2 separate regions of the Homo sapiens genome follow, and region 2 is linked to region 1. A link is a loop called in an ENCODE intact Hi-C map of the cell type or tissue named here. Cell type or tissue: dorsolateral prefrontal cortex. All regions are shown on one strand. Each heading gives the region's core, and the rest is flanking DNA. Links, peaks and the distances in the headings are about the cores only.

Evidence for each region. Hi-C counts contacts between places; a loop is a spot of excess contacts. Peaks named below come from ENCODE experiments on the same cell type or tissue, not always from the same donor. Only the 100,000 strongest peaks of a DNase experiment are listed, where the experiment ranks them.
Region 2: a loop joins it to region 1, with 7 times the contacts of the local background. A loop is called at or near these places in 4 of 110 quality-filtered maps.

What each region holds. Positions count from the first base shown.
Region 1 is chr2:131,024,966-131,034,230 of GRCh38, reverse strand. ARHGEF4 (Rho guanine nucleotide exchange factor 4) reads right to left here. Exons shown (of 14, transcript NM_001367493.1): 5 at 6,147-6,286. Among named protein-coding and RNA genes, the nearest start is that of SMIM39, 5.5 kb to the left of the region's middle. In dorsolateral prefrontal cortex, for the core only: a CTCF peak has its summit at 3,672; a DNase peak (open chromatin) is centred at 3,650; H3K4me3 peaks cover 322 bases; H3K27ac peaks cover 767 bases.
Region 2 is chr2:131,143,335-131,152,599 of GRCh38, reverse strand. It overlaps PLEKHB2 (pleckstrin homology domain containing B2), which reads right to left. Exons shown (of 8, transcript NM_001100623.2): 8 at 2,755-5,963. The coding sequence ends at 5,827. Among named protein-coding and RNA genes, the nearest start is that of PLEKHB2, 43 kb to the right of the region's middle. In dorsolateral prefrontal cortex, for the core only: a CTCF peak has its summit at 3,962; no DNase peak of the experiment used is centred there.

The sequences.
Region 1 (9,265 bases), core at 2,451-4,950:
TCTGGGCAACAAGCTCAGTGCTTTGAATCCTGGAGCAAGAAGAGTTCCTGGAGGGCAGGGAGGGGCGCACAGAGGGAATGTGTGCAGACTGGGTGTTCCCATGGGAGTGACTTTGTATGCTCTGATCTCTCTGTGTGTGGCCAGCTCTTGGCCACCCCTTGCAAAGATAGGTGAGTGTACCCTGAATGTCACCATCCTGTTGACTGTAAAGCAGAGTGGATGCCACATGTGTGTGCATGTGTGTACACAAGGGGTACCTGTGTGTGCATGGGCATAGGCACCTCTGTGTAAGGGGATACCTCTGTGTGTATATACATATGGGTACCTGTGTGTATGTGGGTGGGGTTTCCATGCATGTGCCTATGTACAACATGTGGGTGCCCGTGTGTGTGTGCAGAGAAGTGTCAGGGATGTGTCCAGAGAGGCTGTGTGCCTCCCTCACATCTGAAGGTTCAGCCTGGGCCCATCCGCCTGGTGTACTGCTCATGCCCAGTTCTTTAGAAAACGCTGGTCTGCAGGTTTGCTCCCCCAAGCTGTCAGGAGAATTGGGGGGATCAGAAGACATCTAAAGTCTCGCTGGTACCCCCAAATCCCAGCAGTCCTCTAGTAAGATGGTGATGTGTCCTCTCATGGGGTGTGGCTTCGAACCCCTGACGTGTGGATGCTTCATTGTGCACCTGTGGCCTCTGAACAGCTGGCCACCCAGAAGGGTACATGTCCTCTGGGCCCTGGGTACAGTGGGTCGGTGAGCTGGATGGCCGGCAAAGGCACTGAGTGCTGGAGGGTCTACAGCAGCCTGCTCGGCCACTGGGCCAGGCCTGGGCAGGCAGGGGTTGGTTCTTCAGCCCCAGCTGAGTGCTGCGCACATCCTCTGCCCCATGCACAGCAGGGCAGCCTGGGGAGGACTGAAGGTGGCTGAAGCACCCCTGACTGAGGACTGAGCAGGGTCCTTCTCCCTGCCTAGGGGCCCCCAGCCTCTATATCCCAGAGAGCTGGGTTTATGGCAGGAACGGCAGTGGTAACAGCTTTCCTATGTGAGTTTCATGACCAAAAACCTAACAGAAAAGCTTGAAGGCAGACAGGGTGTGGTGGCTCACAACCTGTAATCCCAGCACTTTGCGAAGCCAAGGCGGGCAGATCGCTTGAGCTCAGGAGTTCGAGACCAGCCTGGGCAACATAGTGAAACTCCATCTCTACAAAAGATACACATATTAGCCAGGAGTGGCGGCATGTGCCTGTAGTCCCAGCTACGAGAAAGACTGAGGTGGGAGGATCACTTGAGCCTGGGAGGTGGAGGTTGCAATGAGCCAAGATTATGCTTCTGTACTCCAGCCTGGGTGACAGAGTGAGACCCCGTCTCAAAAAAAAAAAAAAAAAAAAAAGAAAAAAGAAAAGAAAAGAAAAGAAAGCTTGAAGGCAAAGGCCTAGGCCCTTGAGGGGTTGGACAGACAGCTCCCACCAGGGAGGGGAGTGGCCCAACTAGGCTGGTGGCAGGACTGAGGTGCAAGCAGAAGGGAGACATAGGTGTCTGGGGCAGATGAGGGGTGAGCCCCCAGTGCTGTGGCTTTGGGAGGACAAAGGGAAGAGGAAAGCCACTTTGGAGGGGCTGGCCACCAGGTGACCTTGCAGCCCTGCGCAAAAGTGGCAGCAGTGGCCCCAAGGGACTGTGAGCTGCTCCTGCCCCGCCTCATGGAGCACCTAAGCCCAGCTTGCTGTCCAGCCTAATGAGGATGAGTACAAGGTATCTGCAGCACTGACAGCCATCAGGCTCCTCCCTGGGGCTGAGGAGGGGGAATAAGAGCCAGGTCAGGACTGGGGAGGGATGTCCAGCGGCACGGGAACTCAGGGAAGACAAAAACACCTGGAGCGAGTCAGAGTGACTCCATGAGGGGTGACCAAGAGCTGGCCTCATGTCCTATAGCATCCTCGGGTTGTCTCATGGAGAATGCCAGGAGAGCAAGGGCAGTGACCCTGCCCTGGGGACATCTGTCCCCAGGCCGGACCTGGCTCTTGTTCCCCCTCCTCGGCCCCACAGAGGAGCCTGATGCCTATCAGTGCGCCAGACACCTCGTGCTCATCCTCACCAGGCTGGAAGACGAGCTGGGCTTAGGCACTCCATGAGGTGGGGCAGAAGCAGCTCACAGGATGCTGCAAGACATGAGGCAGGGGACAGGCTGCTGTTCACAGGTGCCAGTGGGCAATGGGAGACCCTAGACCTCCCCAGCAGGAGCCAGGCCGTCCTCTCCCCTGGTCACATCATGGCTCGCACTGGCAGCACTGCCCACACGGTGGTGGTGGTGGGGAGGGAGCTGGGTGGTCACTCTCACTGACAGGCGCTTCTGGCTTTAGCTTCAGAAAAAGTCCAGGGGGCTTAGGGTGGCCTCAGGCCTGACTGCAGGGGCACAGTGCAGCCCAAGAGAGTCAAGGGGGAGGGCGAGGAACTGGGCAGACAGGCCCAGGCCTGGGCCATGGCCTTGGGGGTAGGCCCTAGAGGGGCCAGTGCTGGAAGAAGAGAGTACACTCCTGGGCACTGAAAACACTCAGCGTCTGCATTCCTTAATTTGCCTGGCAGGGACTGGACACTCACGAGGGGCAGGGCACAGGGAACTCAAGGAATGCAGAAGGAACGAGACATTGTGCCTGTTTGCACGTTCCTCAGGCCCATATGGGACAATGCAGGGGCCCACACAGACACGGCCTGTGGGCAGCTCCCTGCAGGCAGGACTATGGCTTCTGCACAGCTGCATCCTAGGACCTGGTGCGTCCCTGACGCAAGTACTCACTACACACGTTACATGTATGCAACACACACCCACACCCTTTATGTACAGCACGTGCACACACATCTGTGTGCAAGCATAAAAATCACTCCTCATGTACCTGGAATGCAAACTGCCTCGCGGCTCTGCCCCGAGTGGGCCGCTCTCCAGGCCAGAGGGTTTGCATTCGTTCTGCTTAGGAAATTGCAAGGTGGTTTCCCCTTCTGAGGGAGGCATCTGGCTAAATTGTGACCCTTTCTTGTTCATGTTGATGTCAAACATCTTAGATATTCCTTGGCCAAAGCATCTTAGAATGAACAACTTGTCAAGGAACTGAGAGCTCAAAAAGATAAGAAAGGGCCACAATTTAGCCCCTACATATTCTTAGAAAATAGAAGTGAATGTGTGATTTTAGGGCAAGCCAAATATTATTTAGTAAGGACTTTTTTCTGACACCTGTTGCTTTGCTCATCTCTAGATATTAAAGTCACGCTAACCCCCAGCAAAGCTTCTGGCTGAGCCCGTGGGAGTGCTGCCCTGAAGGCCCGGGAACTGGCCTGTCGCAGGACAATCACTTCTTATCTTTTCAGTTTCTGATGAGTGAGTCCACTTAATGCTTCTGGCGGCTCCTAACAGGCAGGCACCACCTTTCCTGAGTCTGCAGTGCAAGCTAGGCACAGTGAGGGCTCCGGTGTCACATCCACCCACAAAACACAGAGATGGCCTTGCTGCAGCGCTGTGCTGGACCCAGAGAGGCCTCCAAGCCCAGGCCTGCCCTTCTTACTGCCTCTCTCAGGACAGCCTTTCTACATGAGGATCTGGAAGCACTGGTAGCCTTCATGAGGCGCGTGGATGCCATCTGGGACAGGAGCCAGCCTCCCCAGCACCAGCCTGCAGCATCGCAGGAGACGGGCTCCCTCTGCCTGACTTCCTGCTCTCCTCTGTGATGTGTGTGTCCTTCTCCCTGGGGACACGCGCCCTAAACGTTAAGGCAAAGCAGCAACACTCCGTCTGCTCAGCAACCTCCAATGCCAGGAGAGACCTCTGAACCAAACAGGACCAAACAGGCGCTTACACAATCCAAATCTAAATTGCCTGCCTTTCCCTCAGAAAGATGACAGAGCCTCATTTTTTGGGTTATTTTTTCAGAGAAGTCCTGGCTCTTGGCCTTTCTCGGCCAAAGCATCTTAGAATGAACAACTTGTCAAGGAACTCAGAGCCCAAAAAAACACCTCTTCGCCAGCAGCAAGATGTGACAATCCATAATTTTATCCTCAGGTAGGAGACACACAACTATGAAATGCAGACACAAGATCAACGCAGCCATAAGGCCAGCCATGGAACCCCCACCTCTCCGGAGTCCTGAGGGCTTTGGTTGGGATGATCACCCTCGTGGTTGGAGATGTACTGAGAGCTCACCCTGCTGGGTGTGTGCAGTCAGTTACCATCAGCCCTGCACAGCCTCACACCATCTGGTGTCACAGCCATGTGAACCAGCTCAAACGGTCACTGCTCAGTGCTCCATGCCCCACATCTGACAGGCCCCCTCGGGGTCCCCCTGCTGGACCGAGCCCCAAGATGGAGGAGGCAGCCTGAGTCTTCCAGAGAAAGTACAACTGGCCGAGTGTGGTGGCTTACGCTTGTAATCCCAGCACTTTGGGAGGCTGAGGCGGGCAGATCACCTGAGTTCAAGAGTTTGAGACTAGCCTGGCGAACATGGTGAAACCCTGTCTCTACTAAAAGTACAAAAATTAGCCAGGTGTGGTGGCGGGCGCCTGTAATCCCAGCTACTTGGGAGGCTGAGGCAGGAGAATCACTTGAACCTGGGAGGCGGAGGTGGCAGTTAGCCGAGACCACTGTGCCAATGCACTCCAGCCTGGGCGACAAGAGTGAGACTCCATCTCAAAAAAAAAAAAAAAAGGAAAAGCACAACCATTCCTTGTGAATTCTGCTTCAGGTGGCATCATTTCAGAACACCTTCCATCCCAAGTAGCTTACGAAGAGGCACTTAAAAAGAAAGGTTTTGTTGGGAAAGCTTATTTACATGTTTATTTTTTATGCACCATGGATTTTGAGTAGCGCATTATTTAACGACTGTTTTATTTTTATTTTTGAGATGGAGTTTCACTCTGTTGCCCAGGCTGTAGTGCAGTGGCACGATCTTGGCTCACTGCAACCTCTGCCTCCCAGGTTTAAGCTATTCTCCTGCCTCAGCCTCTCGAGTAGCTGGGATTACAGGTGCCCGCCACCATGCCTGGCTAATTTTTGTATTTTTAGTAGAGATGGGGTTTCAGTGTTGGCCAGGCTGGTCTTGAACTCCTGATCTCAGGTGATACACCCGTCTCAGCCTCCCAAAGTGCTGAGATTATAGGCGTGAGCCACCATGCCCGCCCTTAATGACTGTTTTAAATCATCATCTAGAGCTGGGCCTCTAGGAGGAGTTCATGGGCCTTTGATTCCACTCCTCTGTCCAGTGGGTAAGGAGGACGCCACCCTCCTCACTGGCTTCTGAGAAGCCCCCCAACTCATTCATTCACAGAAAAGTCTAACTCTTCCAAAATTGATCTCTTCTTAAGGAAAAACCTGTGTGCTATAAGATCCTGGGTTGTCAGAGTCCAGTTTTAATGAAGCAGAAACACACCAGTACCTCCTGACTAGAGAACATGGCATTTGCTATGGGCATGTGCTTGTGCTGGTCAACTGGTTACACTTCCATGACGTTCAACAACACCCTCCAGTTAAGTAAAAGAGGCTGAGAAAGTAGGAGGGTGAGTGAGAAAGAGAGGGGCGTTAAAGCATCACGATTCCTCTCTTATTGGGAATGCAAAGGGAGAACTCAGATGGGAACCAGTTTTGCCTGGATGAGGATTCTCATGGATTTCTTCTGCTTCAGTAGGAATAGCAAAAACACAGCAACTTGCACGCAGTTGTCATAGCAACAGCAATACTTCTGAACTCCTGTTGTCAGGAGAGAAAATGGTTTTTCCCTCAACTTGTTCCCAGCCTGCCCAGATGGCTGGTTGGGGGGTCAGGGGCTGGAGTGACTGGAGAAGCCCTAGCCTCCCTTCTACTAAGTAGGACTCCTCCAGCTGGGATGGCTCTTGACAGCTGCTCACTAGGACAGCCCCATAAGGTGGACCAGCACGCTGGCATTGCATCTGCTCTGTGGGCCTCAGGAGGGCACAGGGAGTCCTGTGTTGGACAAACCGTGCTCTTGACACCACATCCCAAATGAGGACTGCAGGCTGAAACTGCGCTGTGTATGGCCAGCACCACCAGCAGCCACATGGAACGTGGACTGTGGGCATCTGGCCTGCATTAGCGTGCTGGAATCTAGCCTGTAGCCCCAGCCTGTCCCTCCCTCTGCCCGTGCAGCCCTGACCCTACCTCATTGATAGCCAGCTGCTCCCCACCCCCTCCAGGGTGGCTGTAGTGGTGGCTGGAGCTGTGCAGGTCATCATACAGGTCCTCCTCGCTCCCCACTTCGTCAGCGCAGACAGCTGTGTCCAGAGCTCCATCAGGCATGGCTGGAAGGAGAGACAGCAGCTGGGCAAAGGGGGCTGGGCTGGGAAGGGCTGAGGGGAGAACACGTGGAGAAGGAGCCCAGTGGGTTCAGGACAAATGCTTCTTCTGCAGGGGGAGCGTGCAGGTTGCAGGGCTAGGTTCTCAAACCATCCTTGCCACAAACATGTGGCCTGGGTGAAAGAATGCACCAACTCACTCACACCACCACCATTAGTCACCCATCACCCAGTCTACAGCAACTTGGCTGACAAGGAAACATAAGTATTCACCATCACACAGCTCGAGAGCCCCTTAGGTTGTATTCAGTGACAAACCATTTTCCATTGTGTTGGCTATAGTATAGGCCCTTAGGAAAAATGTTAACATTTTGTTATGCAATATATATGTGTGTATTCAAAGAAAACATAGTTACATACATGCAAATATGGTTTGAAATTTAATACAATGAACAGTCCTGATACCCATCACTCTACTTAAGAAAAACACCAGAAACTTGACCTTCCATATCTTGTATACTCCATTCCAGTCCCATTCCCATCTCCCTCCTGTAGAGATATTCAAGAGTTAGAACTTGTAATAAATCATTCTCATGCCTTTGTCTTAGCATTTAGTTCTGTCAGTTATGCTAAGTTTTGACCTTGTCTAAAGGGATCCAGCAAATCCACTCTTCTCTGGCTGGCTCTTTTCACTCAACTGTGTGTGTAGCTGTGATTGTTTCATTTTCACTGCCACACAGTCTTGTGTTGTACGAGTCTTTCACATTTTGTGTGTTGGCTGTACTGCTGGAGCAGGGTGGGTCATTCCCTGTGCTGCTGTGGTGGTGCTGCTGGACAGTGTCTGCATGCCTCCTGGGCATGCGTTGGAGGGTTTCTCTAGGACATTGTTTCTCAACCCTGCTTTCATGACGGCCCCACTAAGGAGCACGTTGTTTTCCTAATCCTTTCCTGCCCCTATGAAATCAATACCACAAATGTATTGTGTATTGCTTACGCAATGTGGCATTCTGGAGAGCCATAAACCATCATAATAGCTAAGATATTTGTCCAGTTGGGGAAAATCACCACCCCTGGTGTGAATTCACACTGCTGAGTGTAGACGCCTAGGTGTGTGTGGCCCTGCTGGGTCCTAGGCACACCAAATAGTTTCCCAGAACCTGAAAGCGGCGCAAGAATGTTCCATCCCTCCACATCCCAGCCAGCTCTTGTGATTGGCATTACGAGACATTTAAATTCTTGAGTCTAATGGGTATGAAATGGTATCTTACTGTGATTTTAATTGACATTTTAGATTACTAATGAGTTGACCTTTTATCTATGGGCCATTTATATTTTCCTTTAATGTGAAGTGTTTATGAGTTTTACCCATTTGTCTATTGAATTGCTTATCTTTAACATATCATTGACATAAAAATATGTATGTATTCATGTATGTATGTATACACACACATTCCTTTCCTCACTTCTAGATACCTCCGTCACTCAGATGTGCCACAACTATCTCCTCCCAGTTTGTGGCTTGTTACTATTTTTAAGGTGCCTTTTGAAGAACGGAAGTCCTTAATTTTAATATAGACAAATCTGTCAATCTAGTCCTATTTGGTGTATGTTTTCTGTGTCTAGGAAATTCTTTCCAACCTCAGTCATAATGATATTCTTCTCTGTTATCCTTTAATGTTTTATAACTTTTCTTTTGATATGTATGCTGTTAATCCACCTGGAAATGATTTTTGTGGTATAGAGTGAGGTTGGAAACCAATTTCTTTCTTCTGTAAGGATAATAAATGGTCTTGGCACCATTCATGGAATGGGCAGTCCTTTCCCATGGACCTACAATGTCTGCTCTGTCCTTGAGTTGAGATTCTAGATAGCTGGGTCTGCATCTGGACTCTCTTCTTGCAGGAGGCACAATAATGGTCTCCAAAAGATGAAAAGATGGCATCTCCAGAGCCTGTGAATATGTTATGTTACGTGAGGAATTAAAGAGGAATTAAGGTTGCAGATGAAACCAGGGCTGCTAATCAGCTGACCTCAAAATAGGAAGATTATCTTGGATTATCCACATGGGCCCAACATAGGTGAAAATATGAACTTTGAAGACTCTTTTCAGACATTTTCTCGTCTGTGAGAGTCCCATCCATGACTCTTATCTTACTCTCAGGGAGCTTGAACAGGCAACTCTCACAGAAGGAAACGCATCCCTGTACACTATGTTGGTCTGACTCCCCCCAACCAGATAGACTCTGAGCTCCTTGAAGGCAGGAGCCATGACTTATTTGTTAATGTCGTAATGTCGACGTTTAGGAAATGTTAAGTAAATAAATGAGTAAACAGATGGATGGAAGAAACACATAAATGGTGATGAAACAGATGAAGAAACCAATGGAAGGATGAACACTTGAACAGATGGAAGCTGGGAGGATGACTGGGGTGGCAAATGGCAAGTTCCTTAAAAGTGGAGCCCAAAGGCCTGGCAGAGCCAACATCAGGAACAGTTAAAGCTCCACATGTGTCCCCAGAACTGACCTGGGAAACCCTCAGGGATATGGTTTGGATTTGTGACCCTGCCCAAATCTCATGTTGAATTAAAGGTGTGGCCTGGTGGAAGGTGATTGGATCATGGGGGCGGATTTCCCCCTTGCTGTTCTCGTGATAGTGAATGAGTTCTCATGAGATCTGATCGTTTAAAAGTATGCAGCACTTCCCCCTTTGCTCACTCTCTCTCCTGCTGCCATGTGGTGAAGGTACTTGCTTCCCCTTCACCTTCCGCTGTGATCTAAGTTTCCTGAGGCCTCCCTGTCATGCGTCCTGTGAAGCCTGTGGAACTGTGAGCCAATTAAACCTCTTTCCTTCATAAATTACCCAGTCTCAGGTATTTTTTTATAGGACTGTGAGAATGGACTAATACACTCTGTCTCCGACCTGGAGGCAGTGGCCAGAACCCAGCTTGCAAGCAGGAGCCAAGGGCCTTCTGCTAACCTTGTA
Region 2 (9,265 bases), core at 3,000-5,499, 120 kb before region 1:
CAATACCAGGTAAAATGAGAGCAAGGTGGCAGAGTAGCCTCTGCCCCAGCCCAGCCCACACTGCCTCCTCCCTGCCTGCTGGGGTCCCACAGGTCCCAGAGCCAGCCACCAAGCCAGGCAGGACCTCAGGCCTACCCAGGTGCCTCAGGGTACACCACATCTGTCCCTCATCTGTAAGCCTGCATCATAAGAAACATTTATTGTCAGTAGTTACAAAGGTTCCCAGCACCACTCTCCATGCCTCCCATCTGTGCTGACTCAGTGAATGCACATCACAGTCCTTCAGGGTGCTCCTACTGTACCTGTCGTAAACAAAAGGGGAAACGCAGCGGCGAGCCGCCCCCCAGAGCATGCAGCTGGTAAATGCCCGGTGATGGCTCAGGCCAGGCATCACTGCCACCATGCCTCATTACCCCCACCTCCACCAGCTTAGGTTAGTGGTTGAAGGGAGAAAGTTCTGCAAGAAGAGTAAAAGTGGGGGATTATGCAAAGACTAATAAAAGGTCCGGGGAACACAGAAATGCCAAGACTCCATGTTTACATTCCCTGGAGGGGCAGAGGAAGCCCTTCCCACCTGCAAAGCTCAGGCGTGGCAGGGCCTTCCTTGGCCATGAGAACAAGAAGTGAGTGGTCTCACCTTTGAGGGCAATGGAGACACGAACTGTCACCCAGTTTTACAAATAACAGAAGAGAAGCTCAGGAAAAGAGGAACAGAGGGTCAAATCTGCAGAGGACTCAGTGTGCCCAGCACCGTGCTCGGCCTTCCTGCACACTCAGGTCACTTAGTCCTCTACCAGCCCTGTGGGCTTGGTATCACCCCCTTCCCTCCAGCCATTCACAGACATGAAAAGGCTCAGAAGGGCAAGCCCCGACCCTGGGACCCCACGTGGTGTGGTGTTATCTGGACCCCTTGCTCTGGTGAGGCCTGGGCAGTGGGAGCACTGTCCCCCTCCCCAAGTATGGTCTCGCTGACTGCTGTGCCCCCTCACCTGGCACAGCACCCAGCGGCAGCTCATCCTGGTCAGCTTTACTGTACGGCAAACAATGCTCCCCCTGCCTTCCGTGACATGGAGCCCCTGAGGGGCAGCTGTGAAGGCTCTGCCCCATGAGTCTTATCTGGGACCACAGAGGAGGGACAGCTCCTGCAGTGGTGAAAAGGATGAGAAGGCTGGAGAAGCCCCCTCTGCTTCCTACAGCACCTGCTCAAACATGACACACTCACACCCCCTTCCCCCAGGCATGGCACACCACCCGCTAGGCTTGGACTCTGTTCCTCCGGTGGGCAAGATGGCATGGGCAGGCTCTCAGCACCAGGCAGGAACTTATAGGCCGCTCACAGGGAAGGGGGAGCAGGACAACCAGGGGCAATAACGCAGTCATCCTCAGCATGACTGTAATGTAATAAAGGACAAATGGATGGAGGAACTATATTCCTTGCTGGAAAGGGTGAATATCTTCTCTAGGCCCATCCACAACAGTTGGTAAGTGGGGAAAGAAACGATTTAACAGCAACGAAAATATCAGTGACCAAATGACATTTGTGTTGTGTGAACTAACAATTTGCTTGTAATTTGCAACCACTGGCTTTATTAATCAGTAAAAACTGTACAAAGTAAATACAAACCCAACTTCCACCGAGAATTGGCGATACTTGATGATCATGATCTGTCATTAACTACGGCCTGTTATCAGCAGCTGAGGCGAGGGCCATTTCTTCCTGGGTTCAGACGATACTTCCCAGACCTCAAGCACTGAGCCCAGGCCACATGATTAGCCCTCACCACTGGAAGGGGAGCGCCACTCCAGAGCTGAGGATGGGTGTGTCTTCACTGTCTTTTCTTCCAGCAGGTTGTATAAGTTCCCACAGCAGATTCCAAGGCAAAGAGATAAAAGCAGTTTTGGTCCCTGAATGACAGCCTGGAGCAGAAGCCTCTCATCCCTTATGAACCCACAATGGACTGCGACTTGAACAAGAAATAGAGCTTTTCGGTCGAGCGTGGTGGCTCACTCCTGTAATCCCAATACTTTGGGAGGCCAAGGCGGGCGGATCATGAGGTCGGGAGATTGAGACCAGCCTGGCTAACATGGTGAAACCCCATCTCTACTAAAAATACAAAAAATTAGCCAGGTGTGGTGGCGGGCACCTGTAATCCCAGCTACTTGGGAGGCTGAGGCAGAAGAATGGCGTGAACCCAGGAGGCAGAGCTTGCAATGAGCCGAGATGACGCCACTGCACTCCAGCATGGGCAACAGAGTGAGACTCCGTCTCTAAATAAATAAATAAATAAATAAATAAATAAATAAAACAAAAAAGTCATATATCCAAAGATGCTGGAGAAGTTATTGGACACACACTGCCAGAGGGATCTGGTTGGGAAAAATAGTGTCCGTTTTCTCACAGCCATCCCAAGAGTGTGACTGCACGGGCCACTGCTGTTTGTGGAAATCAAATTCTCATATGCACACGGCACAGGGAACAACAAGGCGTTTTAACATCAGATGTGGAGACCTACTACCTGCACGCTCCTGAGTAAATTATTTAACTTCTGAGCCTCGGTCCCTCCAGTGGAACTTGGATAATACCTCCCTTACAGAGTCACTAAGAATTCAGTGAGTTGTCTCTAATGTGACAATATACTAGCATTTGGTAGGTCCTCAATAAATGGCATTCTTATGATCCAGGACAGCAGAAAAAGCTGAGAGTATGTTACTACAAAGTAATTTTTTAAAGACAACAGAAGTCACAATGAAACATGCTTTAAGGTTAATGCTTTAATGTATTGACATTTTCACTTACAAATGTACAATTTGCGTATGTAGGAAAAAATCAGTTCTCTAGACACAACAGAATACTACTAGAGACGGGAAAGCAATCACAAAAAGATCAACTCTGGGGAGAAAGTGGAACTGCATTCCATGCCTTGTATCTACATACACTAGGGAAGGAAAAAGAAATATTACACAGGATCAAAACTTGTGGAAAATACACTTGGGTCATTTTGTCTCAACTGCAGGACCTTCTTATGATCCAGATGGCTACCTTAAGTCCTGGATAGCCTAAAATGGGCAAAGTCTGGCCTTGTTCACAAATGATGATCCAAAACATTAACCACAGTTCTCCTTCTCTTTAGTATCCAAGACCCTGAAGTTGACTCAAGGAATGAAAAGAACAATCAGATCAGCATGTATATAATATCATTGGCCAACTTCTTCAAGGTATGGATTATTTAAAAGTACACATGGAAGTAAAATGCTTACTCAAACCTGAATAAGAAGTTTCTTGTAACTCAAGCACTTCTTGACTCACACTAAGTGTAGCACTGTAAACAAAAGACATCGTTGAGAAACTGAGGCTATCAAAACATTGGCATCTATGGGAGTTGTGGCCAAGGAAATAAAATACCTGAGCAACCTTATACCCAGTATGCATTTCATACCAGGATCAAGTCACTAATGACAGCCAAGTTCCAGGCTTATCTATGGCTGCCTAATGAGACTGGCCCCACTAGGATGGGGACTGGGGAGGGGACACACATGAGTGCCCAAGCTTCAGTCTACACCTCCCCCCTTCAGCCAGAAGCAGCCAGGGGAGCACAGGGACATCTGCTTCAAGAGCATTTTGGCAGCAAAAATCAATACTCTGTGGTTCCTGGAATTCCCACCCAGTAATTCCAAGTTCAAAATTACCACCAGTGCAACATGAAAAACTGTTAATAGTTTTTAAGTAAAGTGTACATACAGCTTTAATAACGATTATAATCTGAAGAAAGCCATTCTTCTTATACAGGATGGAAAATCCTCAAAGCAACATTTTAAACCATGGACACTAGAGTTGTCATACATCTATTCAGAGATGAGAGATAAACAGACATCCTTCCATGTGGAAACAGACACTCCCATGTCAACAAGTCCCCTAGGATCAGAGAGAAAAGCAGACCCGTGGTCATCACTAGGTGTCTCTGGTGTCTCGCTAAAGATGGAGTCCTATGTAGGTTGGCCTAAGTTGGCCTCAGAGGGAGGTGGCTGAGCAGCAAAGCAAGACAGCATGTGTGTAACCAGCCAGGCAAAATAACAAGTCTGTGCTACCTGGAGTGTATTTTCAGGAAAACAGGACCATATGGAGTGTGGGGCAGGGACATTCGCTGTGCTAAACTGCCACTGTAAAAGCACACTGTTGAAAGCATGCAGGACAGAAAACTGCAATAATTCAGAGCTTGAAAACAAGAAATAACAGAAATATGAATATTTCAAATACACACTTCATATACTGAAAATAAGAGCATTTGAAGAAAGGCTGGAATGGGTTTTCCAAAGACTCACACATTTTGGGGTTCCAAATTCAATGTTCTAAGCTTCTCTATCACAAAGAGATCAAGAACAAAAGCAAAGCTGGGGGTCCTGGCCAGGCTGAGTGGTACCTTGAGCCGGTCCCTGTGTCCTGAGGGTCCCTGGGCCCCATATCCCATCCATAACCCAAGTCTGCTCAGCTACAGTCTGCCCTGGTGCTCAGTGAACAGCCACAGAGTCCCACTTCTGCACAGGATGGGCCTTCAGAGTGATGAGAGAGCATCTCCCGCACAGTGCAAACCCCCAAAGGCCAGAAATGGGAACGCTCTAACTAAGGCTCTCCTTCCACTCCCTCACTGTTCCTTTAATATTACTCTCTCAGCAAGTAGAAAAATAGGCTATAAGGAGGCTTAGGCAGACACACACTCAAACAGCCTCTTGGAATAAAGCAAATCTGCCTCCACATACTTGTTTGTATATTGTTCTGGCTTCTCCAGGATTTTTTTTTTTTTTTTGAGACAGAGTCTCACTCTGTCACCCAGGCTGAAGTGCAGTGGCACTATCTTGGCTCACTGCAAGCTCCGCCTCCTGGGTTCACACTATTCTCCTGCCTCAGCCTCCCGAGTAGCTGGGACCACAGGCGCCTGCCACCACGCCCAGCTAATTTTTTGTATTTTTAGTAGAGATGGGGTTTCACCGTGTTAGCCAGGATGGTCTCGATCTCCTGACCTCGTGATCCGCCCGCCTCGGTCTCTCAAAGTGCTGGGATTACAGGCGTGAGCCACCGCGCCCAGCCAGCTTCTCCAAGTTTTAAAGGATTAAAGCCCTCAAACTCTCAGGCTTAAATCAATTCCTAATGTGGGATATGTTCTCCAAGTATGCCTACCAAAGCCATACAAGAATAAAGTGAGCAGCAGCAGCAGCTAGGGTCAGGCAGATTTCTGAAGCATGATTGTTCAAAGGCGGGCTGTGCCCCATCATCCTGAGCCATCGGCCTTGCCAGGGGCCTGTGGAGCCCCAGAGGGCAGGACGGGGGCTCTCACACCATAGCCTCGGGAAGTACCTGGGAGCTTACCAACCCACAACTCCTAAAGTAACATGCAACCAGTTCTGGTCTGTGGTTTGAAAAAGTTAAACGCAAAGAAGCTGTAGCTTTTCTTGCCACAATCACTCAATAGGCATACAACACTATATTACTGGCATAACATGAAAATAAATTAACCCTTAAGCACTACACCTAACTCTAAAAAGAAAATGCCTTTCAAAACAGGTATGCTCAAATAAGGTATTCTGAGAGTTGCACAAGAACAGTCTTGGAATGAGCCAGTGCCCCCGGAGAGTCAACATTTGAACAAAATAGCACAGTTCAAACCCTTCTCTGTGGTACTTATGTGGATTAGTACAATTATGACATCACTACTTTCAAAGGAATGATTAAAACTATTATTAAAAACTTTTGTCACAAACAGAAATGCCCTGCAAATCATATTATTGCACACAGGGTTATCAGAAGCTATGCACATCAAGACCTTGAGGCCCCTAGAAGACCCAAAATAGAGACCCTAAGGCCATGCCCGTGGCTGCTCCTGCCAGCATGCCCAGTGCCAGGTCGCTGTCGTTGTCTCGATAGCGCTCTCGAATGATGACTTGGTTAGCAGGCTGCTGTCCATAAAGTCCTAAAAGAGAAGGAAAATAGCAGATTTCTGAGCAGCGGTTTGTGAAGTTTAACATCACGCAAAGTACCAGTTCTCCTTTCACAAAAGGGATCTGCTGTCTCCTGTCACACTGGCGACCCAGCCCTCCTCCACAACAGGCACATCATGTGGCCGACATCCCTGAAACCGCACACTGGGAGGAAACCAAGATCCTCAGCTCACTAAGGGCCAAAGTCCCTAATCTGCAAAAAGCAGAACCCTAATGAAGCTTTCAGATTCTAGCCTCTGATTTCTACTTCAGCCCTCGACACCATGCTTATTGGGTGGCAGACAAATGGGGAACATGGGAGACACACAGTGCCCAACAAAAGCCCAAAAAGGAAATGCTCACTTAAAGCAAATGAGCTTCTTAGTATGCACGCAAACCAATTTTTAAATTAAGCCTTAAATCTGCACATATAACTTTTTTTTTTTTTTGAGAAGGAGTCTTGCTCTGTCCCCAGGCTGGAGTGCAGTGGCATGATCTCAGCTCACTGCAACTTCCACCGCCCAGGTTCAAGCTATTCTCCCACCTCAGTTTCCTGAGTAACTGGGACTATAGGCGCCCACCACCACGCCTGGCTAATTTTTTGTATTTTTAGTAGAGACGGGGTTTCACCGTGTTAGCCAGGATGGTCTCGATCTCCTGACCTCGTAATCCACCCGCGTCGGCCTCCCAAAGTGCTGAGATTACAGGCATGAGCCACCACGCCCGGCCCGGCCTACTCTTTTTTACTGCATGTCTTTATAGAGAAAAAATAAATATTTATGTTAGAGGTGAAAACTTCAAAAAAACAAACCACAGACAAATTTAGTATTTAATTTGCAAGATTAAAATTTACAACTGGAAATATACTGTTTGCTCTCTTCCATGCTTCACAGCTATAATGCCTAGTAGCTAAGTAGCTTTCAAACTGCTCAGGTATTAATAGCGTTAACTTTCCTCCTTGATCCTCTATTCCTTTAATGGTTCAAAGGCTGGCTGGCCAGGCTTGATGGCTCACACCTGTAATGCCAGCACTTTGGGAGGCTGAGGCAGGTGGATCACTTGAGGCCGGAAGTTTTAGACCAGCCTGGCCAACACAGTGAAACCCTGTCTCTTAAAAAATTACCAAAAAAAAATTAGCCAGGGGTAGTGGCGCATGCCTGTAATCCCATACTGAGGCATGAAAATTGCTTGAACCTGGGAGGCGGGGGCTGCAGTGAGTTGAGATCCTGTCACTGCAATCCAGTCTGGGCAACAGAGTGCAACTCTGTCTCAAACACACAAAAAAAGAAAAGAAAAAAAACTAGTCACTAGTGATGTGCACATGTGGATGAAGAGCAGAAGTGAAACCCGCAGTGGTAACAAAGGTGAACATTTCCAGCCACTTACAGCACTACATACATTGGAATGCTCTTACTCAACTGAGTGCACTTTTATCCCTATTTTGCAGATGGGCAAACTGAGGCACACAGCAGTTAAGGACAGTAAGGGCACACAAACCCAGGCACTCTGGCTACAGTATGCATTTATACCCACTAATGCCTCAAATACAACAGAGGATGATGAATGACAAAACTCAAAAGGCACAGAGTAGTACAATGAAACCATCGTAAATCTAAGGGCTGATCTGGTACAGGTAACAGTACTGGAAGCAAGTGATTATTTTTGCAATGTTTAAATTTCAAAACTAGGGAATTACGGCATTTACTTTCACAGCCCTGACATTTTAAAATGCTCAGTAATGTTAACTCCAACTAGCCAAATGTAACACAATAGAACTTGTGAGCTGACCTAATGAAAAGGTCCCATGGAAAATCTACATTCTGATGCCCCTGCAAGTCATGCTGAGGTCCCCTGGCTGCAGGACCAGGCCACTCTCTTGTGGCTCCTGCTGAGCTCTGCTCCTGCATTGAGCTCAGTCCTTGCCAGAGTCAGCTGTGGATGCTTCCAGGTCACACTTATTATAATTGCCTAATTTAACTAATATTACATAAATGGTCAAAATGTGAATGAGAAAAAGGCAGACACAGTTTCTATGGCAACTAAGATACTACAGGAAAAACTAAATAAAGGAAGGTTACTTTTACAAATTACCATCAAATCAGGGAATTAAGAAAACTATAAAAGATGGGAGGATGGGAGGACTATAGTCCCCAAATCTAGAAGTCTGCTCTTGGACTTACCCCTGGAAACTGCAGTGCAATGACGTGTCATGAGGATGGTCTCTACAAGACAGAAATAGAAGACTCCAACCAAAGGAGCCAACTCAAAGCAAACACCTCAACCCCACATTATAGGAGAGCCGAACGAACACCCACTAGCGGGTTAAATCACAGCACAATGTTTACAATACGTCTACAGTACTCTGTACTTTCTCAATTGGCTGACCAACCACTGGTCCCAATCACACTGAAGAGAGAGCCTTAACCAGCTCTGTGCATGACTAGGAGGGTTCTTGTGGACTAGCTCTAGGCAGTGAGACCCTGGCAGACAGGATGGCATGGAGGTGGCAAAGCACCCATCTGGTTGTCAACACAAGCTGCTGTGTATCGACCACAAACCCATTTGACCCTTCCACAGCAAGCAAGTCTGGGGGCTGCCTGGTCACCACTCTGAGGCAGGCTGGCCATAATGCCTACTGACTCAGCCCCTTATGTGGGCGGCAAGCATTCCGAGTACTGCCTGTGAGAGTGCTACTTCTACTCTACTGACGAGAGCCAAGGGCAAGGATGGACTCATTTCCAGAAGTGCCCTAAACAACCACGTCTGCAATATCTGTGCTCTCTATACAGTAAGAAACAGCGGCAACAGCCCTATTCTGTGGGCTGGAAGCTGAGAAAGAGGCTGGCTCTCATGTGGCAAGGCTAGGGCTTAAAACTCTCCATCCCATGGGATCCCAACAGAAAAATGTGCAAAGGAAAATTATTCATAAAAGGTGATATAAACTAAAGCAACTCGATGATTCCACTTGAGACCTACTGAAGCTATCAAAACTTTTAGAGCACAACAGGCCATCTTTATGGGATCACAGATAAACCACTGCATCAGTAACTGCTAGTGGCATTATAAGTTGGTAAACCATTCTGGGATCAACTTGGCAAAATGCTATCCAGATTTAATGTAATATTAACAGATGAAATGATTAAAAATCTGGGATGTCCCTTAAACTAATCCAGAGGTAGAGAAAGGAGGCTGAGGTAGAGATAAAAGATTAGACATGATATGGTTAACTGCTGAAGCCAGTGATGGACATATGATAGTTCATTATACCATCATCCCTATTTTTTATGTTTGAAAA